Linked DNA regions of Homo sapiens: regions 2 and 3 are each linked to region 1. A link is an interaction called in ENCODE POLR2A ChIA-PET data of the cell type or tissue named here. Cell type or tissue: OCI-LY7. All regions are shown on one strand. Each heading gives the region's core, and the rest is flanking DNA. Links, peaks and the distances in the headings are about the cores only.

The links. ChIA-PET counts read pairs that join two places held together with the same protein. Peaks named below come from ENCODE experiments on the same cell type or tissue, not always from the same donor. Only the 100,000 strongest peaks of a DNase experiment are listed, where the experiment ranks them.
Region 2: POLR2A ChIA-PET joins it to region 1 with 5 read pairs; 2 of 35 experiments call an interaction of 5 or more read pairs at or near these places.
Region 3: POLR2A ChIA-PET joins it to region 1 with 6 read pairs; 2 of 35 experiments call an interaction of 5 or more read pairs at or near these places.

What each region holds. Positions count from the first base shown.
Region 1 is chr12:31,598,672-31,608,806 of GRCh38, forward strand. DENND5B-AS1 (DENND5B antisense RNA 1) reads left to right here. Exons shown (of 3, transcript NR_046909.1): 2 at 3,009-3,183. Among named protein-coding and RNA genes, the nearest start is that of DENND5B, 13 kb to the left of the region's middle. In OCI-LY7, for the core only: no CTCF peak of the experiment used is centred there; DNase peaks (open chromatin) are centred at 4,960 and 5,250; H3K4me3 peaks cover 1,648 bases; H3K27ac peaks cover 3,016 bases.
Region 2 is chr12:32,148,059-32,158,193 of GRCh38, forward strand. The region is part of intron 1 of BICD1 (BICD cargo adaptor 1); the gene reads left to right. Among named protein-coding and RNA genes, the nearest start is that of BICD1-AS1, 46 kb to the left of the region's middle. RefSeq lists an enhancer at 7,736-8,237. In OCI-LY7, for the core only: no CTCF peak of the experiment used is centred there; no DNase peak of the experiment used is centred there.
Region 3 is chr12:32,114,456-32,124,590 of GRCh38, forward strand. The region is part of intron 1 of BICD1 (BICD cargo adaptor 1); the gene reads left to right. Among named protein-coding and RNA genes, the nearest start is that of BICD1-AS1, 12 kb to the left of the region's middle. RefSeq lists enhancers at 4,460-5,076, 5,882-6,591. In OCI-LY7, for the core only: no CTCF peak of the experiment used is centred there; no DNase peak of the experiment used is centred there.

The DNA.
Region 1 (10,135 bases), core at 2,119-7,118:
ATAATATAATATAAAATTCCAGGCAAGCAGCTTCAGGAAGTCTATCATGGAATCACAGGTTCTCTCCAGTTGTAATAAGAAGTCAAGAGGATATAGTGGGTTGAATTGTGTCCCCAAAAAGGTGTGTCCAAGTCCTAATCCCTATACCTGTGAATGTGATCTTATTCAGAAATAAAATATTTGCAGATGTAATTGAGGATCTCATCTTGAGATCCTTAATGCAGTGCAATTATAGCTGAGTGGGCCCTAAACCCAATGACTGGTGTCCTTATAAGAAAAGGGAGATTTGAGATATTGAGACACACATAGGCGAAGATCATGTGAAGACAGAGACAGAGCTTGGAATGTTGTTGCCACAAGCTAAGGAGTGCCAAGCATTGCCAGCAGACACCAGAAGCTAGGAGAGAGGGATGGAATGGATTCTCCCTGGGGGTCCCCCAGAAGGAATCAGCCCTCCTGACACCTTGGTTTTAGCCTTGTGGCATCTAAAACTGTGAGAAAATTAACTTCTGTTATTTAAACCACCAAGTTTGTGGTAATTGGTTGCAGCAGCCCTAGGAAATTAATGTAGAGGGGAACCTGCAAGGGCCCAGCCTGAAAAAGGAACTAGAGACCTAGGTAGGTTACCAGAGCGGAACCCAAGATACTAGGACCGAGGGCTCCTGGAGAGAGACACTTGCATATAAGGCAGAAGCTAAATTCTAAGGACCTACGTACAATGACAAAGTCTAAATACAAAAGACGGTGACAGGACTTGGTAGAAGGTCCAAGCAGAACCCATTTGTAGCAGAAAATGGGGCAGGGATAGGCCTGAAAATCCACATCAAGTGTCCTCATCTATGGGAAGGAAAAGCTCTAAATAGACCAGAAACTGAAACAGGGTAGTGGTGTTGTTGTTGTTGTTGTTGTTGTTTTGTTGTTGTTGTTGTTTTAAAAGCAGAGACAAAGTCTCGCTATATTGCCCAGGCTGGTCTCAAACTCATGGGCTCAAGCAATCCTACCACCTCAGCCTCCCAAAGTGCTGGGATTACAGGCATGAGCCACTATACCCAGCAGGATTTGGGTTTTAAAAGGTCAATCAACAACTTCATCTTTCTTCCCTAAGATTGGAACCAATTGAGAAATAAGATATAGGATGCCAACAGATGGAGAACAGTTTCTATTATTAAATGTAGCCTCTGTTAATGCTAAAGCCGGCTGGGCACGGTGGCTCACACCTGTAATCCCAGCACTTTGGGAGGCTGAGGTGGGCAGATCACCTGAAGTCAGGAGTTCAAGACCAGACTGGCCAACATGGCAAAACCCCATCTCTACTGAAAATACAAAAATTAGCCAGGTGCAATGGCGCACACCTGTAATCCCAGCTACTCGGGAGGCTGAGGCAGAAGAATCACTTGAACCTGGGAAGCGGAGGTTGTGGTGAGTGCAGATAGCACCACTGCACTCCAGCCTGGGTGACAGAGTGGACTCTGTCTTTAAAAAAAAAAAAAAAAAAAAAAAAAAAGGTAAAGCTGATCTGAAGAAAGAGCAGGTCTGTGGCAGAGATTTGCTACATTACTTTCCATCCCTTCAATCTTTTCTTCCCGCTGACCAAACCCTGGCTCAGGCCACCGAAGGGGATATTTGAATCTGTAGAGCATCTACATTTAGTTCAGTATTGCTGTCCCATGTAAGCCCCAGGTGGGAAGGAAATAGAAGACTCTCCAATGCTTGCTAACTTTAATTAGATTAGCGCCATCCAATGGAGAAATGAAGACCATGAACTACTTTGCAAACCTAGCAGGCAGGGGAGGGGTGAAGTGGGGGCCAACAGTGTTACTGTAGTAGAAGTTCCTCTACATGGAAACGTGAGGCAAGAGGAAAGGAAGTTCCTCCCTAATAGGTGGCTGTTTAATCAGAATCCATCCCCTCCTCCTTCGTTGTGTAGTGTTCATGTCCTTCACATGGTATTGGGTTTACACCTAGCTCTAGGATGTCTTTGTGAACCTATATTCCTTTTAAGAGTTACTGACTCAGGGATGAACAGTTATCCTAAGCTGGCCTAATTAGGATGAGGTTCAGAACTTTTGTTTGATAGTTGGAGAAAGGAACATCCTCTTCTTACCTTGGGTGTAAATATGATATATACCGTCCCAAAATTACCAGTAGCCTTACAAGGAAAGCCAGGCCAAGGATGAAGCCAATATACAGAATGGAGCAGAGCCAAGAATATCACTGAAAAGTAGACTATATTATAAACTCTGGCTCAAATCATACAGGAAGCCTACTCAATATCTGGAATTTGTCAGTTAATGTGAGCCAATGAATTCCTTTTATTGTTTCAGCCAGTTTGAGTTATTTTCTTTAACTTTCAACTGAATGTTTACTCTCAAAATAAGGGGAATAGTCTCTAAGATCCCGTCCAGTTAAAAAAAAAAAAAAACCTTATGAATCTAAAAGGAGGCCAGGCGCGGTGGCTCACACCTGCAATCCTAGCACTTTGGAAGGCCGAGGTGGGCAGATCACGAGGTCAGGAGATCGAGACCATCCTGGCTAACACGGTGAAACCCCGTCTCTACTAAAAATGCAAAAAATTAGCCGGGCGTAGTGGCGCATGCCTGTAGTCCCAGCTACTCGGGAGGCTGAGGCAGGAGAATGGCATGAACCTGGGAGGCGGAGCTTCCAGTGAGCTGAGATCGCGCCACTGCACTCCAGCCTGGGCGACTAAGCGAGACTCCGCCTCCAAAAAAAAAAAAAAAAAAACTGAAAGGAAAGAAATATAATTCCATATTCTAGAAAAAGCCCCAGAACTAGCTCTTCTTTCTTCTTTTCTTTTTTTTGGGGGGACGGAGGCTCGGTCTGTTGTCCAGGCTGGAGTGCAGTGGCGCGATCTCGGCTCACTGCAAGTTCTGCCTCCCGAGTTCACGCCATTCTCCTGCCTCAGCCTTCTGAGTTGCTGGGACTACAGGCGCCCGCCACCAGGCGCGGCTAATTTTTTTTTTTTTTTTTTTTTTTTTTTGTATTTTCAGTACAGACGGGGTTTCACCGTATTAGCCAGGATGGTCTCAATCTTCTAACCTCGTGATCTGCCCACCTCGGCCTCGCAAAGCGCTGGGATTACAGGCGTGAGCCTCCGCGACCGGCCAGAACTAGCTCTTCTTAAGGATGTGACAGTGATCTGCACTAGAGCTTCAGGCAGCTAAGGTAGGCTTTCCTGGAAATCAGCCCATAAGATGAGAAAGAAATCTTTTTTTTTTTTTTTTGAGAAGGAGAGTCTCGCTGTGTCACCCAGGCTGGAGTGCAGTGGCGCAATCTCGGCTCACTGCAACCTCTGCCTCCCGGGTTCAAGCGATTCTCCTGCCTCAGCCTCCTGAGCAGCTGGGATTACAGGCGTGTGCCACCACGCCCAGCTAATTTTCGTGTTTTTAATAGAGACGAGGTTTCACCATCTTGGCCAGGCTGGTCTTGAACTCCTGACTTTGTGATCTAACCACCTCGGCCTCCCAAAGTGCTGGGATTACAGGCATGAGCCACTGCGCCTGGCCCAAGATGAGGAAGAAATTTTAGCAGCCTTCTGCAGAAGGTATTTTCCTGGGTTGGCTGGGTTCCTTCCATCAAACCAAAATCAAGAGTATATGAGTAGAAATTAAAATGCAGATTTTCTATCAAAAGTTAGAATACTCATACCCTCTGATTCATCAATTCTGCATCTCAGACTTTCTCCTACAGAAATATGCAAGTAAAGAATATGTGTACAACGTCCCCTGAAACATTGCTCATTATATTTAAAAGTGGAAACAATCTTATTCCTACCAATAGGAAATAGGAAGCAGTTAGCTGGGTGTGGTGGCTCACATCTGTAATCCCAGCACTCTGGGAGGCAGGAGGTTCCTTTGAGCCTAGGAGTTCAAGACCAGTCTGGGCAACATGATGGAACTCTGCCTATATTAAAAATAAAAAGTAAAAAATATAAAAAAAAATTTTAAATAAAAATAAAAAAGACAAAAAATGAAGTGGTTAAATAGATTCTGGTATATCTGATACAATGCATGCTAAGAATGAGGTTACACTGATGGAAAAAATATCTAATATATGGCTGAATATAAAAGGCAAGAAAAGACAGCTGGGTGTGGTGGCTCACACCCATAATCCCAACACTTTGGGAGGCTGAGGTGGGCGGATCACTTGAGGTCAGGAGTTCAAGACCAGCCTGGCCAATATGGTGAAACCTCGTCTCTATTAAAATTACAAAAAATTAGCCAGGCTTGGTGGTGCGCACTTATAGTCCCAGCTACTTGGGAGGCTGAGTCAGAAGAATCACTTGAATCTGGGAGATGGAGGGTTGCAGTGAGCTGAGATCGTGACACTGCACTCCAGCCTGGGCAACAGAATGAGACTCCATCTCAAAAAAAAAAAAAGCAAGAAAAGAAAAATATATAGTTCCTATTTTTGTGTTAAAAATAAACTGTATACATGTTTGTGCATGAAAACATCTGAACAGCTTCCATTTGTTATTTTTCATATTTCTATATTGTTAAAAATTGACAACAGGCATCTATTGCTTTTTGTAATTCAAAGCCTTTCTTTCTTAAGTCCGTGTGTGTTTCTGTGAGAAAAGATGATCAGCATTGTGAATCATGGCTATTCTTATATAAATCACTCAAATTTGTAACTATTATAATGACTTATTAGTGAGACTAATTTGAATAACTATACATATATGCATATGTATACATGGATGCATGAACATTCATTAATTACTCAACAATTCTTATAATGCCTACTATATGCCAGGTAATGTTCCAGGGATATATCAATGAATAAAATCCTAGAGATATATAATGCTGTACATATATACATTCAAAATAGTCTGAAGAGTATAAATAACTATGAAATTGAAAGGATTAGCCAGGTGTGATGGCATGTGCCTATAACCCCAGCTACCAGGGAGACTGAGGTGGGAGGATTGCTTCAGCCCAGAGTTGCAGGTGGAAGTGAGCTATGATCGCACCACTGCACTCCAGCCTGAGTGACAGAACAGAGACTTTGTTTCTTAAAAAAAAAAGTAAAAAAAGAGAAATGAAACAAAGTTTGCATAATTTTCAATCATCAAAAAAACCAATTTGGCTACTCAGTGATTAACTTGATTTTATGTTACAAATTTGTAATCTTTCTCAATTCCATCTAAAAACCTTAAGGTTGAAAACACTCCAGTAGCCAACGGAATAACACTATCAGTCTTGATCTGAGTATATTTTGGATCCAGCATCTTTAAACTCTGGCCACATGCCAGACTTTGAACCTGAGTTCTCTGTTACAGACTTCACATGTGATTTCTCTCTCTCGCTCTCTTTTTCTTTTTTCTTTTCTTTTTTTTTTTTTTTTTGAGATGGAGTCTCACTCTGTCACCCAGGCTGGAGTGTAGTGGTGCGATCTCAGCTCACTGCAACCTCCACTTCCCGAGCTCAAGTGATTCTCCTGCCTCAACCTCCCATGTAGCTAGGATTATGGGTGCCTGCCACCATGCCCCCTGCTACATACAATTTCTCTTGTTCTTTTTTTTTTTTTTTTTTTTTGAGATTAGGTCTCACTCCGTCATCTAGGCTAGAGTACAGGCACAATCATGGCTCACTGAAGCCTCCACCTCCCAGGTTCAAGTGATCCTCCCACTCAGCCTCCCAAGTAGCTGGATCACAGGCATATACCAGCACACTTGGCTAATGTTTCTTTGTTTGTTTGTTTGTTTGTTTGTTTGTAGAGACTGAGTTTTGCTGTGTTGCTCATGCTGGTCTTGAACTCCCAGACTTAAATGATCTGCCCACCTCAGCCTTGTGAAGTGTTGGGATTATAGGCATGAGCTATGGAGCCTGGCCTTCACATGCAATTTCTAACACCTCTTTTAAATCACAGAAATCTCACTCATCTATTCTTTCCCACTTTGAATTCAGAGGCACTTGTAACTGGTCCCACACCTTTTAGTATTGCAATATTATTCTAAGTGTATTAATTGTTTTAGTCTGTTTGGCCTGCTGTGACAAAATGCCATAAACTGAGTGGCTTATAAACAACAGAAATTTATTTACTGCAGTCTGGAGGCTGGGTAGTCCAAGGTACCAGCAAATTCATTGTCTGGTGAAGGCTAGTTTCCTGGATGATAGATGGCACCTTCTCACTGTGTCCTCAGGTGGTAAAAAGAAAAGAACTAGTTCTCCTGGGGTCTCTTTTATAAAGGCACTAATCCCACTGATAAGGTACCCGCCTTCATGACCTAATCATCTCCCAAAGGCTCTACCTCCCAACGCCTCACATTGGGGGTTAGGATTTCAACATGTGAATTTGGGGAAGACACAAACATTCAGACAATAACATTAATGTTTTCTTCCCTACTTGTGCAGCTAAGAGCTTCCGGAGGTAGGGAGCTGTTTTCTCTCACCTCACATCCACACATCACACAGTTTATACTTTCAGAAGATTGATTGATTAAATGCATCCCTCAGCCTCCCCAACAAAGGCCGTATATCTACTCTAAAAATAGAACACAAATCCTCTGTCCTTTTTAGTCATAATCAATGTGACTGTTCATAAGGCAATTATTTTAAGTTTAGCAATTTAGCCATAATCCCATTATTGAATTAGGCTTGAAATCTTAGAAACTTCAGGATGTTTATTTGCCATGGCTCCCTTCTAAGCAAACATCATCCTCCAAGTCTATATCCCCTCCACAGGCATCATTTCTAAGGAGCAATGTTAGCTTACATAATAGTTTTTGGAAAATGTTTTGGAAAGTATCTATTCTGTTTGAGGAAAAGTATGGACTCATTCTCCTCTCTCTCTCTTAAGAATTCTTCTCCTGTGACTATTTCCTTTAACTTCAGACTCAAACAGTAATTAAAGATGGCAAGAAAAATGCCAGGAGAAAAGCCCATTTAATTGTACTGTTGGAATAATTGTTCCTGACTTCTAGCTTGCCCATTGTAATTTTGTGGGTTGGGGGGAGGAAAAAAATTAGTATCAGACTGCAGCAATCTCCAAACGAGCCAAAATTATAATCTGGTGAGTGCCTATTTAAAGTAACAGAATCCAAGGCAACATAAGAGGCTTAATTTTGGCTATGCATGTTATTACCTAAGAGTAGGAGAGAGCATTATCTAGTAGCAAAAAGCCAGGAGCATGAATCAACCACTTTAGATTTATACTCCCCTTTAGAGTTTACGATGGATAAAATAACTTTATGTCCCTGTGTTTAGCTTCTCTGTCCTTAATATATAAGCAAACTCTCTATCATTCAGCGAAATTGTTGTCTATATAAGCTGAAAAAAACATCAAGCTCCTCAAACAGGTTGACTAGTAAATAAATGGCCCAACACAAAAAGGGTAATCTCAGTTTTAATTTTTTTTTGAATTGACAGATAAAATTATATGTATTTACTGTGTATAACAATATTTTGAAGTATATATACATGGTATAATGACTAAATCTAGCTAACATATGCATTACCTCTAATCTCAATTTAAATTGGGGAAATCATACTTTTCTTTTACTTTTTTTTTTTTTTTTTTGAAATAGAGTCTCCCTCTGTTGCTCAGGCTGGAGTGCAGTGGGACTACAGGCGTGTGCCACCATGTCCAGCTAATTTTTTTTGTATTTTTAGTAGAGACAAGGTTTCACCATGTTGGCCAGACTGGTCTCAAACTCTAGACCTCAGGTGATCTGCCAAATTCAGCCTCCCAAAGTGTTGGGATTACAGGCGTAAGCCACCTCACCTGGCCATATTTTTCTTTTTCTATTTTCAATTTTAAAAAATGTATTATTAAGTAGAGACAGGACCTCACCATATTGTCCAGGCTGGTCTCCAGCTCCTGGGCTCAGACAATCTTCCGGCCTCTGCCTACCAAAGTCCTGGAATAACAGACGGCAGACATGAGCCATTGAACTTGCCCCATATTTTTCAAAAGTGAAATTTTGCAGGCACCTGTAGTCCCAGCTACTCAGAAGGCTGAGGTGGGAAGATCCCTTGAGCCCAGGAGTTCAAATCCAGCCTGACAACACAGCAAAATCCCATCTCAAAAAGAAAAAAAAAGGCCGGGTGCGGTACGGTGGCTCATGCCTGTAATCCCAGCACTTTGGGAGGCCAAGGCAGGCAGATCACCTGAGGTCAGGAGTTCAAGACCAGCCTGGCCAAGGTGGTGAAACCCTGTCTCTACTAAAAATACAAAAATTAGCCAGGCGTGGTGGTGGGCACCTATAATCCCAGCTACTTGGGAGGCTGAGGTGGGAGAATTGCTTGAACCCAGGAGGCAGAGGTTGCAGTGAGCTGAGATCACGCCATTGCACTCCAGCCTGGGAAACAGGAGGGAAACTTCGTCTCAAAAAAAAAAAAAGAAAGAAAAAAAAAGTGAAATTTTTTCTCTAAGGTAGATTATACAGCCGATCCTGAACAACACTGGTTTGAACTGTGTGGGTCTGCTTATATGCCAATTTTCTTCTGCCTTTGCTGCCCCTGAGACAGCCTGTTCTTCCTCCTCCTCCTCAGCCTACTCAATATGAAGATGATGAGGATGGAGACTTTTATGAAGAGCTACTTCCACTTAATAAACAGTAAACATACTTTCACTTCCTTATGATTTTCTTCACATTTTCTTTTACTTAGCTTACTTTAAGAATACAATACATAACACATATAACATACAAAATATGTGTTAATCAACTGTTTATATTATCCATAAGGCTTGTGCTGTACAGTAGGTTATTAGTAGTTAAATTCTGGGGGAGTCAAAAGTTAAATGCAAATTTTCTACTTGAGGAAGTGTCGGTGCCCCTAACGCCTATGTTCAAGAGTCAACTGTAATTCAAGTTATACATTTTAATTTTTTTCTTACACTAGTAAATACCAGACTGAGAGGATTGAAGGTTTGACTCATTTCACACATCTTTGCTTGATCTCCTTAGCTCTTATAAACATTATTAAATGTACGGTCCTTTGTGATTAAATTATTATCATACGTGTGATATGAAATAGACTTCTGAGTTGGGCATGGTGGCTCATGCATGTAATCCCAGCAACTCAGGAGGCTGAGGCCAGAGCATCACTTGGGGCCAGGAGTTTCAGAGCAGCCTGGCAACATAGCAAACTCCATTTCTAAAAATTATTTAATTAATTCAATAAGAAAAATTTTTAAATGACTACTAAAAAATCACAAAAATAATAGCATATTTTAGCCTTTAAAAATTAGTAGAGATTGGGTGCAGGGGCTCATGCCTATAATCCCAGCACTTTGGGAGGCTGATGTGAGAGGATCACTTGAGGCTAGGAGTTTGAGACCAGCCTGGGCAACATAGTGAGAACCTGTCTCAACAAAAAATACAAAATCCAGCCAGATTTGGTGCCATGTGCCTGTAGTCCCAGCTGCTTGGGAGGCTGAGATGGGATGTGTAGAAAGTAAAAAGTTTTCTCTTCAAAATTTCCCTTCTTGTTAAAGAATAAATCATAAGTGTTAGAAGTAATAGTTTCTTTTAAAGAGTAACTTCCCTCAAGCCTCCTTGCTTTATGCTAATAACTCTTGGTTAAGCCCTATCCTATGTAGCTGCTAGATATAAGGGAATGAGTACATTCTATGTCTTTGTACTTTAACCAAGATATTTGTTTCCTTTCATAAGCAACTTCCTCTTTTTCTTTGTTCTCCTTTGCTTTTACCTATTTAGGAAAGTTTTAAGTTATTAGCCAGTCAGGTTTAATTTAGATTGTGAGGTCCAGCTCCAGCCAATGGAGACAGGACACATTAGCAGGGACAAGCTGTGTAAGGAATAAAATTGCTTCCCTCCTTTGTTCAGGTGTGGTCTCACCATTGTTCCATCTGTGAGGAGCACCCTTTCTGCAGAAGGTAAAATTGCCTTGCTGAGAAAACTTTTTGTCTAAATGCTGATTTTTCCTTGTGGTACCAAGGAACAAGCATTCTATTTCTAAATAAACATTTTTGGCGGGGGGAGGGATAGCATTAGGAGATATACCTAATGCTAAATGACGAGTTAATGGGTGCAGCACACCAGCATGGCACATGTATACATATGTAACTAACCTGCACATTGTGCACATGTACCCTAAAACTTAAAGTATAATAATAATAAAATAAAAAAATAAAAAAAAACACAACATTT
Region 2 (10,135 bases), core at 2,190-7,189, 550 kb after region 1:
TTGAGTCTGGGAGGTTGAGGCTACAGTGAGCCGTGATGACACCATCACACTCTAGCCTGGGTGACAGAGCGAGACTCCGTCTCCAAAAAAAAAAGAATCTGAGAAGCAGATACTGGCCATATTCACTGAGGTGCTAAGCAGGGGTGGGCACCCTGCCTGGCTCTGTAGTGGTCATTTCTGACAGGCCTGTGTTGTGGAGACAGACACACTAGGTTTTCAGAGTCTGATGCAGTTACATTCGAATTAGGCAAATCTCATACTGATTCTGATTCCATGTTCCCCGCAACAGGCACCCGGTAAACTGGCTTTCTGGAGAGTCTGCCTTTGAGCAGAGAATGTGATTTTCCCACTGTCCTTCTCTGACCTCTCGGCAGTTATACAATTCTTATTGTAAAATAAAGCTCTATTCTGGTTTTGTGCATCAGTCTCCTGTGGGTTTAATTCACATGCAAGAGCGTCCTCGAGCCTGAATGAGCCTGGAATGGAATACAGTTTCCCAGCCCATGAATCATGACCTGAATCATGTCAAATTCACCAAGTTATGCTCCCTTTTAAGGTCACTTGGCAGACAGGCAGGTAGGAACTTTCCTGGTGAACCCTCCCTGTATGACCATGCAGCTTTCCACTGGGAACTTTTACAGGTTGCTGCTATTTTTATAAAAATGATAGACTGTAATGTTGCCGGGGACAGTGGCTCATGCCTGTAATCCCAGCAGTTTAGGAGGCTGAGGTGGGAGAAACACTTGAGGTCAGGAGTTTCAGACCAGCCTAGGCAACATGGTGAAACCCTGTCTCTACTAAAAATACAAAAATTAGCTGGACATGGTGGTGCACACCTGTATTCCCAGCTCCTCAGGAGGATAAGGCACGAGAATCACTTGAACCCGGGAGGTAGAGGTTACAGTGAGCCGAGATCACGTCACTGTACTCCACCCTGGGTGACGAAGTGAGGCTCTGTCTCCAAAAAAAAAAAAGAGTTCTGTAATTGTAAAAATGTGACATAGGCATTCTCTAATGTGCAATGAATAGTCATTTTTAAGCATTTCATACATTGTTCCTGTACTGCACTGGGTCTCCTTGTGCTGAACTGCATGGGATAGGCCATTTCCATACAATCTCATCCTCTGAATAAGGAACCATGATGCTCCTAAAGACATACTAAATATAGATCTTGGGTAATATTGGAGTCAGTGCTGGTCATCAATGATTTTCTCTGTGATGATAGAGGGGGTCCACTATGAATGATAGCATTAATTTTGCTGTATGTTCTTGCATCATTGGTACATAATAATTCATAGACTTCATAAGTTATTAATATACAAGTTACAGAATTTAATAATGTAACCCACCTTTGATATGTTTTCATATACATTATGGGGAAACCATATTTTTTTGAAGTCAAGAAATGTATATTGCTTCATGTTGCAAAATTTGTATGCTATGTCAAAGAAGCATTGCCAGAAAATGATCTGAAATGTAGAACAATAAAGTTACATTATAGATGTCTTAGGTGAACCAAGAGAAAAATTAGTGTCAGAGTTAAAAAGATGCAAGTCAGGAATTAAGGCAAAACATTGACCCTATCTGACTTAGGAGAATTCTGGTCATGTGATCTTAAGAAGAGAGAGTAACTGACAGTTCTGGAGACTGGGAAGTCCAAATCAAGGCATCAGCAGATTCAGTGTCTGGTGGGAGCTTGCTGTCTGCTTCACAGATGGTGCCTTCTTATGGCATCCTCACATGGTGAAAGGGAACAAACAGCCTCCCTCAAGCCTTTTTTGTAAGGGCACTAATCCCATTCATGAAGGCAGAGCACCTACTTGTAATACTATCGTATTCGTTCGTTCTCATGCTGCTAATAAAGACATACCCACGACTGGGTAATTTATTTAATGGACTTGCAGTTCCAGGTGGCTGCGGAGGCCTCACAGTCATGGCAGAAGGTGAAGGAAGACCAAAGGTACATCTTACATGGCAGCAGGCAAGAGGGTGTGTGCAGGAGAACTCCCCTTTATAAAACCATCAGATCTCATGAGACTTACTCACTATCATGAGAATGGCATGGGAAAGACCTGTCCCCATGATTCAATTACCTTCCACCGGGTCCCTCCTACAACACATGGGAATTATGGGAGCTACAATTCAAGATGAGATTTGGGTGGGGACACAGCCAAACTGTATCAACTATCATACCTCTTAATACTATCACATTGGATTTTAGGTTCCAACATACAAATTTTGGGAGGACATGAACATCTGGACAGTAGCAATGCTAGTCCATTATTCTGGTCTGTCTGAAGGTTTTATCTAGGCAGGGAAAAGCGTATGTTTTTTCCTTGACCTTGAAAATTTAGCTTGGGCTTTCTTTGTACAAACATGAAGATCCTAGGAGAAGCCCAATCAATTTTAGAGAGACAAGTGGATGAAGATAGGGATTAAAAGAATTGTGCTTGACTGAGCAGAGAGACTGATGATCTGAAAGGACACCAGGTAAAATGTTTCTTTTTAGCTTTACAAATGCACTGCTTGTTAACATCTATGAATTCATGTACTTGCTTTTCCATGCTATAGACGGGTAACTTCCAGGGCTGCTGTGTGGCACAAGTTTGGGGAGTAGGGATGGAAATGGTACCCTTAAAGTTATGCAGTGCAGACCTGCACAACCTGACACAGGGGCCTTGGGTCAGTCCATGTCGGTGAGTGTATGATACTCTGATATCTTAAAAAAAAATAACATAAGAATCTGTAGGCTCTTGTTCAAAGATATTGCAGAGACAAGAACCCCTTCCACAGGTAAAGAAGGCACGTGAGACTCATGGCAAATTCATTGACTCTTCTGTCCGAGCATTTTCTTGTCATTTTCATTATAGCCCTTCCTTGTAATCTTAACATCAATGGTACCCTGCTTCTTAGCAATTTTGATAAATCTTTGTATTTCAGCAAATACTTGAAAAAAATGTAGGATCCACTGGCTTATATCTTCTGTGTAGGCATCAAAACAGATGGTGGTGGGGTTGTTGGGAAGATGGTAGCAGACAGGGTTGCTTAAAAATATAAGACTTCCTTGATGTCCAAGAATACTGAGATTTATATGATTAGAAATTTCTATACAAAGCTGGAAACAGTGGAGCATGTTCCCACATAGAAGCACAGGTTCCCAGCTCCCCCAGAGGCCCTCATACAGAGCTGCAGCTGCCTGTGATGGAGCCTGCACAGATTCTTCCAGTAGACAGTCACTTTCCTTCTTTCTTGGCAGTCTTGTGCCCTGACAGCCCTTCTGATGGCTCTGGAGCCTCTGGCTGCCTGCCTTCCTACTCACCAGGTGCAACTTGTTAATTACTTGCATGCAATATGATCACTGGATTATGGTACAGCTTTGGCTAAATCACTTACATTTTTCATTCTTATTAATTTGGAGACATGCACGTGCCAACCCAAGTACAATAAATGGCACACTGTTTATTGCAAGCACTAAATAGATACATCGAAGGTTATGTTCTCAGGCATCCCTAGCTTATAAGTGTACATTATGTTGATTTGATATTGGGTGATGACCAAACACAGTTGGTCAAATCCTCCCTCTGGGAGTTGGAGAGACATAGAAGGAAAGGAACAGAAATGCCAGTGGTGATAACAGGGACAGCAGAAGGAAGAGGAGCAGGGACTGAAAGCCACTGAGTCAGAGTACACTGAGGCATATGAGCAATACCTGAGTGGAATCTGTGGTTGCAGGGCATCCCTACCTCTGCCTGCACATCTGCTTCTTTCTTCCCTACCCCCAGTTTCCCTTTTTCTCCTTCCCTGTGGCCATAGTGGAAGATGGAGGCTTCACAGTTCCTGAGACTAGATGTCTTCAGTTCAAGCAGTCAGCAGAGACTTGTTTTTTTGTTGTTGTTGTTTTTTGTTTTTGTTTTTTGAGACAGAGTCTCGCTGTGTCTCCCAGGCTGGAGTGTAGTGGCGCGTTCTCAGCTCACTGCAACCTCTGCCTCCCGGGTTCACGTGATTCTCCTGCCTCAGACTCCTGAGTAGCTGGGACTACAGGCACACGCTACCATGCCTGGCCAATTTTTGTATTTTTAGTAGAGATGGGGTTTCGCCATGTTGCCCAGGCTGGTCTTGAACTCCTGACCTCAGGTGATCCACCTGCCTTGGCCTCCCAAAGTGCTGGGATTACAGGCAGAGACTAGTTTTTTTTAACTTTTTTTTTTTTTTAACAGTCTTGCTCTGTCACATAGGCTGGTGTGCCATGGCATGATCATAGCTCACTTTAACCTTGAACTCCTGGGCTCAAGTGATCCTCCCGTCTTAGCCTCCCAAGTACCTAGGGCTACAGGTGCATGCCACCATGCTCAGCTAATTTTCTTGCCATGATGCTGAGGCTAGTCTTGAACTCCTGGCCTCAAGTGATCCTCCTGCCTCAGCTTCCCAAAGTGTTGGGATTACAGGCGTGAGCCAATGCACCTGGCTGAGGCTGGTATTTTCAAATTTCAATTCTAGCTGTCAGGGAGAGAGAAATTGATTGGCCCACCAGGGACCAGGTGTTTGCTTCTGGTCCATTCTTCTATAACCAGGGAGACATTTATATATATAAACTTGGCTGCTGAGGCCCAACCCTCAAAACATAGAGATTTGAGCAACATTAGAATAAATTCTTTTATTTATGGAATTATTTCTATAGGCATATGTCATAACCTTTTATTTTCTTTTTAAGAAATCAAGTCTACTTAATATGATAATAATATAGTCAAAGAAGTACACAGCCACGTATGGCTGGATTTGATTTCTTATCCAATAGCTGGATCTGAGAAAAGGTTGTTCAGTTACATTCCAGAAGCTTCAGTAGCAAAACTGCTCTTTTTTCCCCCAACTTTTACTTTATATTCAGAGGGTACATGTGCAGGTTTTTTACTGAGGTATATCGTGTCATGCTGAGGTTTTGGGTATGAATGGTCCCATCACCCAGACACTGAGCATAGTATACAGTAGTTTTTCAACCCTTGCTCTCCTCTCTCCCTCTCACCTCTAGGCATCCCTAGTGCCTAGTATTGCCATCTTTATGTCCATAAGTACCTGATGTGTAGCTCTCATTTGTAAGTGAGAACATACGGTATTTGTTTTTCTTTTCCTGCATTTCTTTGCTTAGAATAATGGCCTCCAGCTGCATCTATGTTGCTGCAAAGGACATGATTTTGATTTTTTATGGCTGCATAGAATTCCATGGTGTTTATATACCACATTTTCTTTATCCAAGCCACTGTTGATGGGAACCTAAATTGATTCTGTGTCTTTGCTATTGTGAATAGTGCTGCGATAAACATGTGAGTGCCCTTGTCTTTTTGGTATTAATAGAGTGGTTTGTTTTCTTACGGATATATACCTGAAACTATTCTTGTTAAGTGAGTCAACAAGGCCCACCTGGCAGAAGAGGAAACCCAAGAACATTAAATCAGTTAAGATGGAGGCCAAGGCGGGTGGATCACTGGAGCTCACGAATTCAAGACCAGCTTGGGCAACATGGCGAAAGTTCATCTCTACAAAAAATACAAAACTAGCCAGGCATGATGGCGTGCACCTGTAGTCACAGCTACTCAGGAGGCTGAGGTGGGAGGCTGGCTTGGGTCTGGGAGGCAGAGGTTGCAGTGAGCCAAGATTGTGCCTCTGCACTCCAGCCTGGGTGATAGAGCCAGACTTTGTATATATATGTGTGTGTACATATATATATATGTGTGTGTGTGTGTGTATATATGTAATACATATATATTACATATCTAATATATATAATATATATGTAATAAACATCATGTATATATGATGTTTATTAGCCCTCCAATGCTTGAAATCAGGGGTTGGAATCAAGGCTAACCAACTCTGGTCTGGTCACCATCACTGAATGCTTGCGGTAGCCATGTGAACATTGTTTATTGTCGTATACTCCTGGGAGAGTCCCAGGGATGAGCTTTTATAAAGTTGCAGACGGGAAAGGGACTCTCACTTTGGAGAGAATTAAGCATGTCACCCAGTTGCCTAACAAGTTATTGCTGTGCAGGCAAAAAACAGACAAAAGACTCACCCAACTCTAAGATTTTTTTGATGGACTTCTCTAAGTTCATTATGATAAAGTTAATATTATGATTTTTCCAGTTCTCAATATTTTGGGTCTAACCCTTTTTTTATTACTTTATGTATATGTTCTGGGCTCCGTAGACTCTCTGGAGTGACAAGAAAATCTTGAAAAATAAAAGGCGAGGTCTATTGGAGAGCTGTTCGTGGATGATTCTGATACGTGCTCTTGGTTAAGAATCACTGCTCTGGTTTTCTTCCCAGTGCCTCTTACCCACCACTGTTAGATCAGTTCTTTAAACACCACTTAAACTCCCACTTTTGTCAGCAACCTCCTCTTGACAGTCAAGCTCCTTAGTCTGGCATGTAGCACTCACCATTACTTGGTGTGAGTCCTGAATTCTGAGCAGCCAGTGTCTCCTTATCTGTCACATTCGTACTCATTTTTATGACTTTGCAGGTCTTGCTGAAAATTCTTCCTTAACTTGCCTTGAGAACCACCTTTTCCACCAAGCATTCCCAATGAATGTAGCTCGTGGTGTTCTTTCCTTCCAAATTCCTGTTCTCTTATCTCTACTGCTTATAACCCAATACTTGACTATATATTGTCTTGTATAAATGAAGTCTTTTCTATCAAAGTAGATGTTCATTTTCTTAGGAGGAGGAATGTCTTTGGTATCCTGTACAAAATCTAGCATAGCCTGGTACTCAAAGTCACCTTAATCATACACTAAATGGTATCTTTATTGATGGGTTGTCGATAAACCTCCTGCTTTATCCTGTATCCAATTAAAATGATCCCTCGTCAGTTTTTCCTCTGATTCAAACATTTTACCCCACATTGTTTCTGCAATTAGACAGAAAAATAAGCATCTGTGAAGTCAACCTTTTTGCTTTTTTTACTCTGAAGTGCTGCTTTTTTTTTTCAGTAAGTTGTGGTTTTAAAAAAATCCAGTTATTTGAATGACATTTATTATTTTTGCAGTTAATAAATGTATTTTAAGTTTTTAAATCCACAGTGTAGATAAGGCCCTAGAAGCAAGTGTAGACTTCGTCCACAGCTGTACTCCATCGGCCACTGACAGTCTTATTGCATTATTTCAACGGCACAAGCAATCATTTACACTTGTTATTACCCAGGGGCATTTCAAACTGTTACTGAAATGCATCCATCCCTGGAGTAACCATCTGTGAATGGTAATGCCATAAGGTAGAGAGACTAAATCTAATTGATATGCAAAAAGGAGAATTTCAGCTGTCCAGCTATGGAGATTCAAATTGAACCTTTAATAGGCTGAGGATTTCAGCTAAATTTTTAAAATCATGATATCTAGTTCAGGCACTCATCTTTTAGGTTTCTCACAGATTAAAGTACAGCCGTCTTCCTTGAAGTAAGAACATCTCAAAGTCAAAAATACTTGTTTATTGTAAAACAAAATGCTACAGAGAAAGGAAAGTTCTTGTAAAATACAAAGAGATCGCTTTTGTTGCTATATAATAGCAAAGCAGCTGCACCTTTCCTTGGTTTTTACACTTGTTTGTGCCTCAAATTGCCTGAAAGAAAAAAAGGGAAAATAAGAAAATGCTTTCAGATTTCAGTTGCATTAAAACATAAAAAAAATTGGGAGCAACATTTGTTAAGATATTAAGATATAGTCATTTACATTAAGTGGTTTTATAAAAGTGATTTATAATCTTTTAAAGTTATCTCCCCCTTTCTTATGACACGTAACCCTAAAAGAGCCATTTAAATTAGCTGTCAGGCAAGATGTACCAGGCCTTTCCAGTGATCCCAGCCCACCTGGACATATCTAGCAATTCTGCAGACCAGCACATACTTCTGGAAAGATGTTGCATGGTGATTTATAGATCTGTGTGGACACATAACACCTTTACAATGGAGTGAGGTCTTGAAATAGCCCTGCTGTTGCTGCCCATTGAGAGATAAGTATTCTCCTGAGGTATTCCCCAACAGCTGGAAATGAAGTAGCAGCTCTTGTCAGTCTGTGACAGGAGTGGATTATCAGACATTTGTAAAGAGACAACAGCAGAATCAGGCCTTTTTGCAATAAAATTGCACACATAGATATTATTGCTCCTCCAGCGTTTCATATGCAGTGTCAAGGCACGCTACAGTTCAGGCAGCAGGCAAGCAGCTCTGTTTGAATGGTGGGACAAACATACCTCTGTGTGTGAGGTGCCTGCACTTGCCCTGCTTTGTCAGGGAGGACACAATGCCACTTTCTCTGCTCCTCAGCATAGCTCAATTCCAGCTCCCGGGATGAATTAATAAAGAGATATAGCCGAGGGCAGTCTTAGTTGGGGCTCAGGTTACCAGCTGTCACATTACTGAAATCTCAGGATATGCTTACAGTAATTGAAGGAAAGCACATTAGGGTTATATTGACTCAGAATGAGGCACTCTCTGGGAGATCACCGTGAACAGCATTTTGGGAGCAACCTAGATCATTTCCCCTAAAATTCTGACATTTGCTTTTTGGTCTTCTGGGCTCCAGGTACTTATTACTCTTTCCTGAAGAGCTGTTAACTGGCTGTCAAGTTTACATTTTGAAATAGTGCCATGATGGCATCCCTATGCTTGGTATTATTTACCCCACGGAGGAGATGTGTGTATTGCAGAACACTCATGTTTAGATCAGCCAAGAGAACTGCTTGGAACAATCCTAGAAGCAGGCAAAGCTGCATTTTATGTTCTTCATATATTATTTGAAAATTACTAGTGGTCAAGAAACATTCCAACTGTTTGAATTCTCCTCTCCAAACAGGAAAATTCTGTAAAATTGTTTTTCATATATATATGTATAACACACATACATTTTATAACACATACATACACATATAAGCATATACTAAATGAGTTAGTAAATATACAACACTTTGAACTGTTGCCTGGGATATAATTACTGGCATAATTACATGTGCTCGTTATTATTTTTCTAAATCAAAGGTCTGGTTTTCATAGGCTTAAAAAATAATAAAATTGGATGTTAATGGTACAAGTTTTGAAAATATTTGATATTGATTCAGGAGATGAAACTGTCTAGAAATTACTCTTGTCTATTATAATTAAGTCCAGAGTCTTATTTTCAGAGATAAGTACTTGATCCCTACTTTTGTGTGTCAATTTGAATTTAATTTTTTAATGCATGTCTTTTAATACTACCCTTTATTATAGATGCAGACGTTAATGAAGAATCCAGTCCCATTTGTACAAATGCCAAGGAGTTTACCCTCTATTGAAGGGATGAAATGTTGGTAGAGCAAATGCAGGTGTATTATTATGATTACTTTTGGATACTTTGTATTAACAAATTTTCAGACACATTCCTAAAGATTCTGGGGGGCTGGAGCAAGCAGGCAAACAGAGGTCCACATACTCTATGTGTAAATACTAAAAGTGATCAATCAAGGGTGCTCTCCACCCTTTCTGCTTCTTCTGGAAGCTACCAAGATTCCTGGGTGCCCAAGGATACCTGTTGGGTGGTTGCAGGGGCCACCTAACCCCAAATTTCCTTGCCACCATTCCCTTCATCCTCTCAGCATGACAGCTGGTTTCCTACTTTTCCTCTTCTTCCCCCTTTTTTCTGTCTTTGGCCAAAGCTTAGTGAATTTTACCTTAGAGATTTTACTTTTAACCTATTCCCATATTTTAAATGTTTCCACGTATTCACTGCAGTGTGCTGATGGTTGGAGGTGGTAATACAGTTTCTTGGTTAAGGTGTGGTCTTTGGAATTTGACTGCCTGTTTAGGTCCTGGCTCCCCACTATTAGCTGTGAGACCCTGGGCAAATTACTTAACTTTTCTGTGGCTCAGGTTCCAGATGTAAAATGAAATTTTTAAAAAAGCAACACCTTTAAGTTTTCTTAAGAATTAAATGAGGCTGGGCTCAGTGGCTCACACCTGTAATCCCAGCACTTTGGGAGGCTTACACAGGACGATAATTTGAGCCTAGGGGTTTTTTTTTTCTTTTTTTTTTTTTTTTGAGATGGAGTTTCACTCTTGTTGCCCAGGCTGGAGTGCAGTGGTGCAATCTCAGCTCGCTGCAACCTCCGC
Region 3 (10,135 bases), core at 2,098-7,097, 520 kb after region 1:
ACTGCAGCCTTGACCTCCTGGGCTCAAGCAATCCTCATGCCTCAGCCCCCAAGTAGCTGGGACTACAGGTGCACACCGCCATGCCTGACTAATTTTTGTATTTTTTTTGTAGACACAGGGTTTTGCCATGTAAGCCAGGTTGGTCTAGAACTCTTGAGCTAAGGACAGTCCGCCTGTTTTGGCCTCCCAAAGTGCTAGGATTACAGGCTAACTTTCAATTTAATAAAAAAAATTAATTTGTGCAATTGGTTGTTATTTTATAGAAGCCTAATTTCTAGAATATGGGATATAAACAATTTAATAATGTTTTCACCAGTTAGTTTGATTGCTTTCTAAATTAGGAAAAATGAAAACAAATAAACGATGGGCAAAAAAGCTGACTGGGGACAGTAAGGTCTAAGAAGGCAGCCTAAGTGGAAAATTAGCCCTTACTCACCATTTAGGGTTATGGGGGCTGGGAGCAACAGTCCTCACTGCTCACTGACTAATCTTTATCAATCTTATTTAATCTTTATTGAAGATGCATTAGCATTTTTAATTTAAGTGGGTTTTTTTCCTCTTTTCTTTTGGTGGGGGGTGTGGGCGGCGGGGGAGTTTCAATATGTTGACCAGGCTGGTCTTGAACTCCTGGCCTCAAGCGATTCTCCCTCCTCAGCCTCCCAAAGTGCTGGGATTACAGGCATGAGCCATTGCACCCAGCCTTTTCTATTTTTCATTTCAAGAGTTTGCTTTTTAAGAATTAAAATTGTGTAATTATGACAGTTTTTATTGCAGTACTCCAAGCTAGAGAAAAGCATATATAAATTAATAGTTTTCCCTTCTTCTCCCACAGTTCTGTCTCTGTTGTTAACACTTTGCTGAGTATTCTTCTGTACTTGTTTTAAATGTCTTTAAACATATAGGCAGGGTTTTTGTGTGTGTGGTGTTTTTGGTTTTTTTTTTTTTGCTGTTTTTCTTCCTTTGTTTTTATAAAAACAGGATCTTGCAGCCTGGTGTTTTAAATTTAGTAGTATGTCCTTTCAAAAGGCAGGTATTTACGAGACAAAGCTGCATTTTTAAAGCACTGGTGAAGTGTGAAGAAAATGAGACCGATTAGGGAAGAAAACCCGAGAAGCTCAGAGTTTGGGTGACCCTGGGGATGTGGGAAGGTGGTGAAAATGGTACCCTGAGGGTAGCATGGATGGTAAGTGAAAGAGGAAAAGGTGTAGGTTTGCATAAAAGAAACTGATGGAATTTGGATGCCCAATAGCAGACCCAGGGGAATGATACCAGGGGAAAAGATGGACAGTTTTGTGGGTAAATTAGCAGTGATTTTGATTCCTTGTCTTGTTAGCTGCTGATGGAGATACGTGTATCAGCATAATACCTGGCTAGTTTCCATGGCCGGCAAGAGCCAGTCCTGCAGTGTGACCACATCCTGTCCATTCTGGGTCTTGGTGGCAAGCCAGGATGATTCAGGCAGTTGGGCTTTATTACGTTATCCCTTCTTTGCCCTCTGAAAGCTGAGTTTTGAAATAGTTAGGATCTTATACAACATCTCAGATTCAGCATGCTGTGCAGGAGGTGGGGAGAAAAGGGTACAAAAGAGGAAAATGTTCAGTGAAGGTGTTATTACAATGGAGGGGAATATGAAAGTGGAAATTGATACCTTTTCCTCTTGGGATTTAATTAAGTCTATAAAATTAAGGTGTTGCAATACATAATGTCTATGATTTTTTTTTACCAGCTCTAAATCTCTGAGATGGCTGTGTTTTAGAGCTGCATGTTCTGCTTATTTACTGCCTGTCCTTTACATTTCAAATTCATTCAATATTTTTCCAAAGTACAGAATAGTTTTGCCTAGTTGCAGTAATTTTCACCTAGACTTCAGGGATCTTCCATCAACTCTTTTATGTATTTTTTCTCCTTTGTTTTTCCACTCTGGTCACTCAGTTCTAGCCAAGATAGTCCACCTTATTTTAGCACTTGTACTATGTCTCTGTCTCTGTCTGTCTGTCTGTCTGTCTGTCTCTCTCTCTCTCTCTCTCTCTCTCTCTTTCTCTCTCTCTCTCTCTCTATATATATATATATATATGTAATTTTGAGATGGAGTCTCACTCTGTCGCTCTGACTGAAGTACAGTGGTGCGATTACAGCCCACTGCAGCCTTGACCTCACAGGTTCAAGTAATCCTCCCACCTCAGCCTCCAGAGTAGCTGGGACCACAGGTGCACACCACTATGCTGGCTATTTTTTTTTTTTTTAACCTGATTTTGTTTTTACTGGAGGCTCAGGTGGCCCAACTAATTTTTAGAAATTATTATTTGCAGAGATGAGGTTTTGTTATGTTGCTCAGGCTGGTCTTGAACTTCTGGGCTCAAGTGATTCTCCCACCTCAGCCTCCCAAAGTGTTGGGATTGTAGGTGTGAACTACTGTGCCTGGCCTTCTACATTTTTTTTTTAACCATTTCATAGTTCCCTTTTTCTTTGAACACTTGGTCCAAACTCACTTTTCTTCTGGATTCATATTTTCTGATCTCACCTATTATGTTATAGAACTGATATGTTACGTTTGTTTTCATTGATGCGTCTGTACTTGGCTTCAGAGAGCAGAACAAGGCCCTGTGAGTCACTGGGAGCCAGATTTTGGATCAAAATAAATCACTTTCTGACAAGTGTAGTTGTCTAGTAATGGAATGAGGCAGTCTTCTTAGGAAGTAATGAATTCCCTGTCACCAAAAGGGAGAAGCTAGTGAGCCACTTGCTGAGAATACTCTATGGGGAGTTGTCCTTAGGAAGGGGTATATCTAGAATGATCTCTAAGGTTCATTCTTATTCGGATTTCTTTGATTTTTATCATTCCAGGTGTTCCAAATAATTTGATAAGTTTATGTTTTTTATACTTTTCCCACCACCAGAGCAGTGTTTCCAACATGGTTAAATTGTTCTGCTTTAATGTTTGGCATTTCACACTATTTGATGACTGTAAACATTTGGAATGTTTTCACAGTGTCTCAAAACTTTATTTTGATTTATGTTTTGCTTTATTTTCAGAAGAAAACTAATGGGTAATATAAAGCTTTAAGATGAGTGTATCTCTAAATTTGGAGAGCTTTCAGTGAAACTGTACATTTTGAAGCTACGTGGTTGCATTGAGGGAGGTCTACAGCCTCCAGAATCTTCTTTTTCACACACACGGGCACATGTGCATGTGCATGACTTTATATTTTGTCATTTACGCTTAGTCATATATATATATATATACACAAATATATATACACACACACACACACACACACACATATATATATATATATATATATATTTTTTTTTAAGACCATATTTCGCTCTCGTTGTCCAGGCTGGAGTGCAATGGCATGATCTCAGCTCACCGCAACCTCCACCTCCCAGTTTCAAGCAATTCTCCTGCCTCAGGCTCCCGAGTAGCTGGGATTACAGGCATGCACCACCATGCCCAGCTAATTTTGTATTTTTAGTAGAGACAGGGTTTCTCCATGTTGGTCAGGCTGGTCGCGAACTCCTGACCTCAGGTGATCTGCTCGCCTCGGCCTCCCAAAGTGCTGGGATTACAGGCGTGAGCCATCGCACCGGCCCGCTTAGTCCAATATTTTATTTTATTTTATTTTATTTTATTTATTTTTTTTGAGATGGAGTCTCACTCTGTCGCCCAGGCTGGAGTGCAGTGGCGCGAACTCGGCTCACTGCAAGCTCCGCTTCCCTGGGTTCATGCCATTCTCCTGTCTCAGCCTCCCAAGTAGCTGGGACTACAGGTGCCCGCCACTACGCCTGGCCAATTTTTGTATTTTTAGTACAGATGGGGTTTCACCGTGTTAGCCAGGATGGTCTCGATCTCTTGACCTTGTGATCCGCCCGCCTCGGCCTCCCAAAGTGCTGGGATTACAGGTGTGAGCCACCGAGCCTGGCCTAGTCCAATATTTTATAATCTGCATCGTCAACTAGTCAGGCCCCAGAATCTGTGGGTTCAGCATCCTTGGATTCTGCATCCTTGGATTGAAAATATTTGGAAAAAAAATTGCATCGGTACTAAACGTATACAGGCTTTTTTTGGTCATTGTTCCCTGAATAATTCAGCATAACAGCTATTTACATAGCATTTACATCGTATTAGGTATTATAAGTAATCTAGAGATGATTTAATGTATACTGGAGGATGTGTGTAGGTTACATGCAAATACTACACTATTTTATCTCAGAGACTTGAGCATCTGTGGATTTTGGTATCTGCAGGGGGTCCTGGAACCCCCACACCCTCACCCAGACTGAGGGATGACTGTATTTACGTTATCTACCACTCTGATGTTTTCTTTTTGCTTTAGATTGCCCATTACCTCTTCATCTGTTTCATTTATTCATTCAAAAATTTGTATTGAGTGGCTACTGTGTCGGGCATGGTGCCACTTGCTGGAGATACAGCGTTGAACAAGACAGACCCAATGGGGCTGCCTGGGTGGAGCTTATGTTTCAGACTGGGAAGAGAGTCAACGAACATCCACACATATTTCAGTTGTGAGAGGTGCCATGAGGGAAGAGACAGACTGGCTGGGGAAAGCGTGATCAGGCAGTCTTCCCCAGGAGGTGAGACTTGAGCCCAGACCTGAATGATGACAAGGAGCCAGTCATGTGGAGACTGGGGAATGTGATTTTTAAGAAGAGGACAAGTGCCAAGATCTGCGAACTCTGTTGTAGTTGTTAGGGGAAGGGATGGGTTACCATGCTCTGTAAAAATGACCATTCATATTTGAAATATGACCATTCTGTAACACAGTGTATTGCCTACTGGATTTTTCTAATGAGGTATTGGGTCTCAACATTGGAAATGTTTGAGCAGACCTTGGATATCTCCCTGAGGTCTTCTCTGAGAAGAGGTGGGTAGGAACTAGTGACTTTCAATACAGACTGTATGTTAGAATCACCTGGGTGATTTATAAAACTACTGCTGCCTGGACCCCACTCCGGGAGAGTTAAATCACTCATTGGAAGTGGAGCCTGGCTTCAGCATGTGAATCCCACTTCCCTTAGAGATGCAGCCAGGGTAAAGAACCCCTCTTCTATATTTCCAACTTGAGGACTAAATGACCCCATGGGCGTAGAAGTGTTTAGTAAGAAAATCTAGTTCCGGGTGCAGTGGCTCATGCCTGTAATGCCAGCACTTAGGGAGACCAAGGCAGATGGATCATATGAGGCCAGGAGTTTGAGACCAGCCTGACCAACGTGGCGAAACCCCATCTCTATTAAAAATACAGAATTAGCTGGGCATGCTGGCATGCGCCTGTAGTCCCAGCTATTCGGGAGACTGAGGCATGAGAATTGCTTGAACCCAGGAGGTGGAGGTTGCAGTGAGCTGAGATCGTGACACTTCACTCCAGCTTGGGCGACAGAACAAGACTCTGTCTCAAAACAAAACAAAACAAAAAACTGGGAAGTTATGAGCTAATACATAAACCTTCATTGCACAGTCTTTTAAAATTTGTTGTTTCTACTTTCTGAAAATGAAAATATTAAATCCTTCCTGAAAACAGAAAATATCAAAAACTTAACTGCATTAGACAGAGATATATGTTAACTTTGAGTGCATTTAATTTTGTATTCTTGAGTACTGTTTAAAGTGTCTTTTAAAAGTTCTCTCTTATTGTGTCTATTTATTTTATTCTGTTTGCAGTTTTTATGCCAACTTTACACATTTGTAAATAGAATATTTAAAAAGAATTTTTTTTGAGGGATTGATCTCTAACTTCTTGGTGACTTATAGTTGTTCTTTTGGTTGTACATCTTTACTGTTTTCCAACATTTTAAGGAGAAAAAGCACTACTCTCAAATGTAATATTTAACTGCTGTGTTTCTATCTTTAAATATAGAATTGAAAATGAGAACCTGTTTATATTTATGGGAGCAATAGCAATATGTGTACAATAACAGTAGCAATTTCCTTAAGAATGTTCTGTTGCAGTTTGGCGTGGGTCTGTGATAGAAGGTTCAGAATGATGGGTCTTTGTTTTTCTCTTGCATACTGCAGAGTAATGTGGAATCAAATACCACTATTGAAGAGCTCTTAGTCATCAATTTTTGAAACTGAAAGAGGTTTATATTGTAAGAAGGATGGGCCCTGTTGATAAGCCTCACTGATTGCTACTTGCTAGATGGTTTTAGGAGATATCTTGAAGTTGACCTTGTGTGAGGTTACTGGATGGAAACAGCATGAGTTTAATCTTGTACATGACTTCTTTTGTTGAGCTGGAGATACTATTGTCTTGCAGATTATCTCTTTGGCACGCATGACCATTTTTTTTTTGTCTTTTAAATCACAAACTGGCTTTCTTTCTGCTAAGGTTGGTGTGCTTAGATTCTTTAAGCTCCAAATCTCAAGAAAATATAGGAAGGAAAATCAACCATTAGAGAGAGAGAGAGAGAGAGAGAGAGAGAAAAAAAAAAGGAAAAAATATAATGTGCTCCAAACTGATTATAAATAGCTTTTGAATTGTTGGCTCCATAGAATTTTTTTTTTTTTTTTTTGAGACGGAGTCTCGCGCTATTGCCCAGGCTGGAGTGCAGTGGCGTGATCTCAGCTCACTGCAGCCACCGCCTCCTGGGTTCAAGTGATTCTCCTGCCTCAGCCTCCCGAGTAGCTGGGATTACAGGCGTGTGCCACCATGCCTGGCTAAGTTTTTGTATCTTTAGTAGAGACGGGGTTTCACCATGTTGGCCAGCCTGGTCTTGAACCTCTGACCTCATGATCCACCTGTCTCAGAGTGCTGGGAGTACAGGCGTGAGCCACAGCACCTGGCGTCCATAGATAATTTTAAAAATTCATACCAGATCTTAATTAATGTTGGCATTAAAAACTAATGGTGGCTCATGCCTGTAATCCCAGAATTTTGGGAGGCCAAGGTGGGTGGATCACTTGAGGTCAGGAGTTCAAGACCAGCCTGGCCAACATGGTGAAACCCTCTCTCTACTAAAAATATAAAAATTAGCTGGATGTGATCATGCGTGTCTGTAATCCCAGCTACTTGGGAGGCTGAGGCAGGAGAAACTCTTGAACCTGGGAGGCGGAGGTTGCAGTGAGCTAAGATCACTCCATTGCACTCCAGCCTGGGCGAGAGTCTTGTTCTGTCTCCAAAAATAAAAATAAAAATAAAAATAAAAATAAAAATAAAAGCGCTGAGGTGGAAGGATGGCTTGAGCCCAGGAGGCAGAGACTGCAGACAGCCAAGATCGCAACACTGCACTCCAGCCTGGGCAACAGAACAAGACTCTATCTCAAACAAACAAACAAACAAAGAAAACCTACGGTTAATGATATAGTGATCTGAACAACAGAAGATCTCAGTTTGTCAAATTTTTTTTTTTTTTTTTTTGAGACAGGGTCTCACTCTCTTGCCCAGGCTGGAGTGCAATGGTGCAATCTCGGCTCACTGCAGCTTTGACTTCCCAGGCTCAAGTGATCCTCCTGCCTCAGCCTCCTGAGTAGCTGGGACTACAGGTGTGAGTCACCACACCCAGCTAATTTTTTTGTATTTTTTGTAGAGACAGTGTCTCACAATGTTGTGCAGGCTCGTCTCAAACTGTTGGACTCAAGACATCTACCTGCCTCAGCCTCCAAAGGTGCTGGGATTACAGGTGTGTACCACTGTACCCAGCCTCAGTTTGTTAATATTTTACAATAATTTAGAAGTAGAACCCTTTCTTAAGGCTGGGCGCGCTGGCTCACACCTGTAATCCCAGCACTTTGGGAGGCCGAGGTGGGTGGATCACGAGGTCAGGAAATCGAGACCATCCTAACACAGATCGAGACCATCCTAACACAGATCGAGACCATCCTGACTAACATGGTGAAACCCCCGTCTCTATGAAAAATACAAAAAATTAGCCGGGCTTGGTGGTGGGCGCCTGTAGTCCCAGCTACTCAGGAGGCTGAGGCAGGAGAATGGTGTGAACCTGGGAGGCGGAGCTTGCAGTGAGCTGAGATCGCGCCACTGCAGTCCAGCCTGGGCGACAGAGCAAGACTCCGTTTCAAAAAAAAAAAAAAACAAATAACAAAAAAAGAAGTAGAACCCTTTCTTAAGAGCATTCTCAGGTCTTCTATCTTAATTACTGTAGTTATTTCCAGTCATGTTTTATAATCAGGTGCTATTTTTCATTGTGGCATAATAAGTAATATATTTTTGTAAATCATGTTGAAGTGCTTGAGACAATACAAGCAATTATTTGCTAAAATTTAGACCAGGGTCTCAAAACAACAATTACATTTTTAGATAATGGTCACAGTAAGTCTTTTCAGAAAAAAGCAACGAAGAAAGCTCTAGACCAATGAGATTTTAGTCATCATTAATCAATGCCAAGCGAAAAAATCTTAAGATGTATTTAAATTTGTGATGCCAGTGTGATTCAGAAATTTGAAAAATGGATTTCAAAGTAATGCTGTGAGCAGATAGGTCATTGTATAAACATAACTAATGGTTCATTCATTCATTCCTACAATAATGATTCAGTGTCAGATTTGGGTGTTGAAAATACAGCAGAGAACAAACACAACAGAAGGTCCATATTTGCGGAGCCTACATTTTGTGGGGGAAGAGAGATGATAAACAAAATGAATGAGTTAAGTAGATAGCACGTTAGATCATCCAAAATGCTATGGGGGGAAAAAACCCTGGGAATAGGGAGATGGCATGTGAAGTGGAAGAAGGTTATGATTTTCAATAGAGTGATCAGAGAAAGCCTCATTGAGAAGACACACTAAGGAGGCCATGTGGCTGGAGGGGACTGAGTTAGGGGGTGAATAGTAGGTGAGACCAGAGGGGGCCACATGATGTAGCAGCTTCTAGATTATCAGGACTTTGGCTTTTGCTCTGAGTGAGATGGGAAACTTTCAGAGAGCTTTGAGCAGAAAAGTCACAATGTTCTGCACTTTTTCCTTCATTGAGATAACCTCTGCATACATTCAAGCACGACTAAGACCCCCTTCAGGGAAAAGAAGTTTTCATTAACTCAGTATCCCATGAGGTATATGGCATTCTCTTCCTTCCCACCATAGCAGGTGTTTAATAGGTGGTTATGGTATTGCACTGATTTAGGCTGGGAAAAAATTAAAGATGAAGTTATTAAGACAGCCAGTTGTGGTCGGGCACAGTGGCGCACGCCGGTAATCCCAGCAGTTTGGGAGGCTGAGGCGGGCGGATCACCTGAGGTCAGGAGTTCAAGACCAGCCTGGCCAACATGGTGAAACCCCATCTCTATTAAAAATACAAAAAATAAGCCAGGCGTGGTGGCAGGTGCCTGTAATCCCAGCTACCCGGGGGCTGAGCCAGGAGAATAGCTTGAACCTGGGAGATGGAGGTTGCAGTGAGCCGAGATTGCGCCACTGCACTCCATCCTGGGCGACAGAGCAAGACTCCGTCTGAAAAGAAAAAAAAAAAAGACAGCCAGTTATTTGAAAAGAGGTTGGAGTAGACCACTTGTTTTAAAAATAACCACTTGTTTGCCTAGGTTAAACCCATTTACTCAAAAGACACTGCGCTGACTTGCCTGGTTCCTTGTACCTGAATCTTTACCTAAGTGTCTTGTGCTCTCTGTCCTTTATTCTCCATAATGCGAGCTATCCAGTAGACCCTAGCCAAAGGGGACATAAAGACAGTCTCAACATTGTATTACTGGTTCTGTGCTACAGTTGTCATTCAAGTTCCTGAGAAAATGGAATGAATGTCTGTTATTCATTTATTTATTAAATCTTTAGAGAGCATCATCTATATGCCAGGTATTATGCAGGCTATACAAAAATTAGGAAGACGTGATCTTTATTTTTAAGTTACTTATTTGTTGTTGGAGGCAACAGAGATAAATGAATTGTGATATTTTACTGGAAACAATATGAGTTTTTGAGTTAAGAACAGACTGTGTTTGAAATCCCTTTAGCAGCTATGTGACCTTAGGCCAATATTTGAAATGATGTGAACGTTGGTTTCCTCCTCAGTAAAATGGAGAATGATAATAACTATAAGTGGTAAGGAAAAATGCATGTGAAGGATTTAATACAGTATCTGACACATGACAAGCACTTGATAAATGATGGATGTGATGGTGACAATAATAGTAATAATAATAAAATAATAATGTG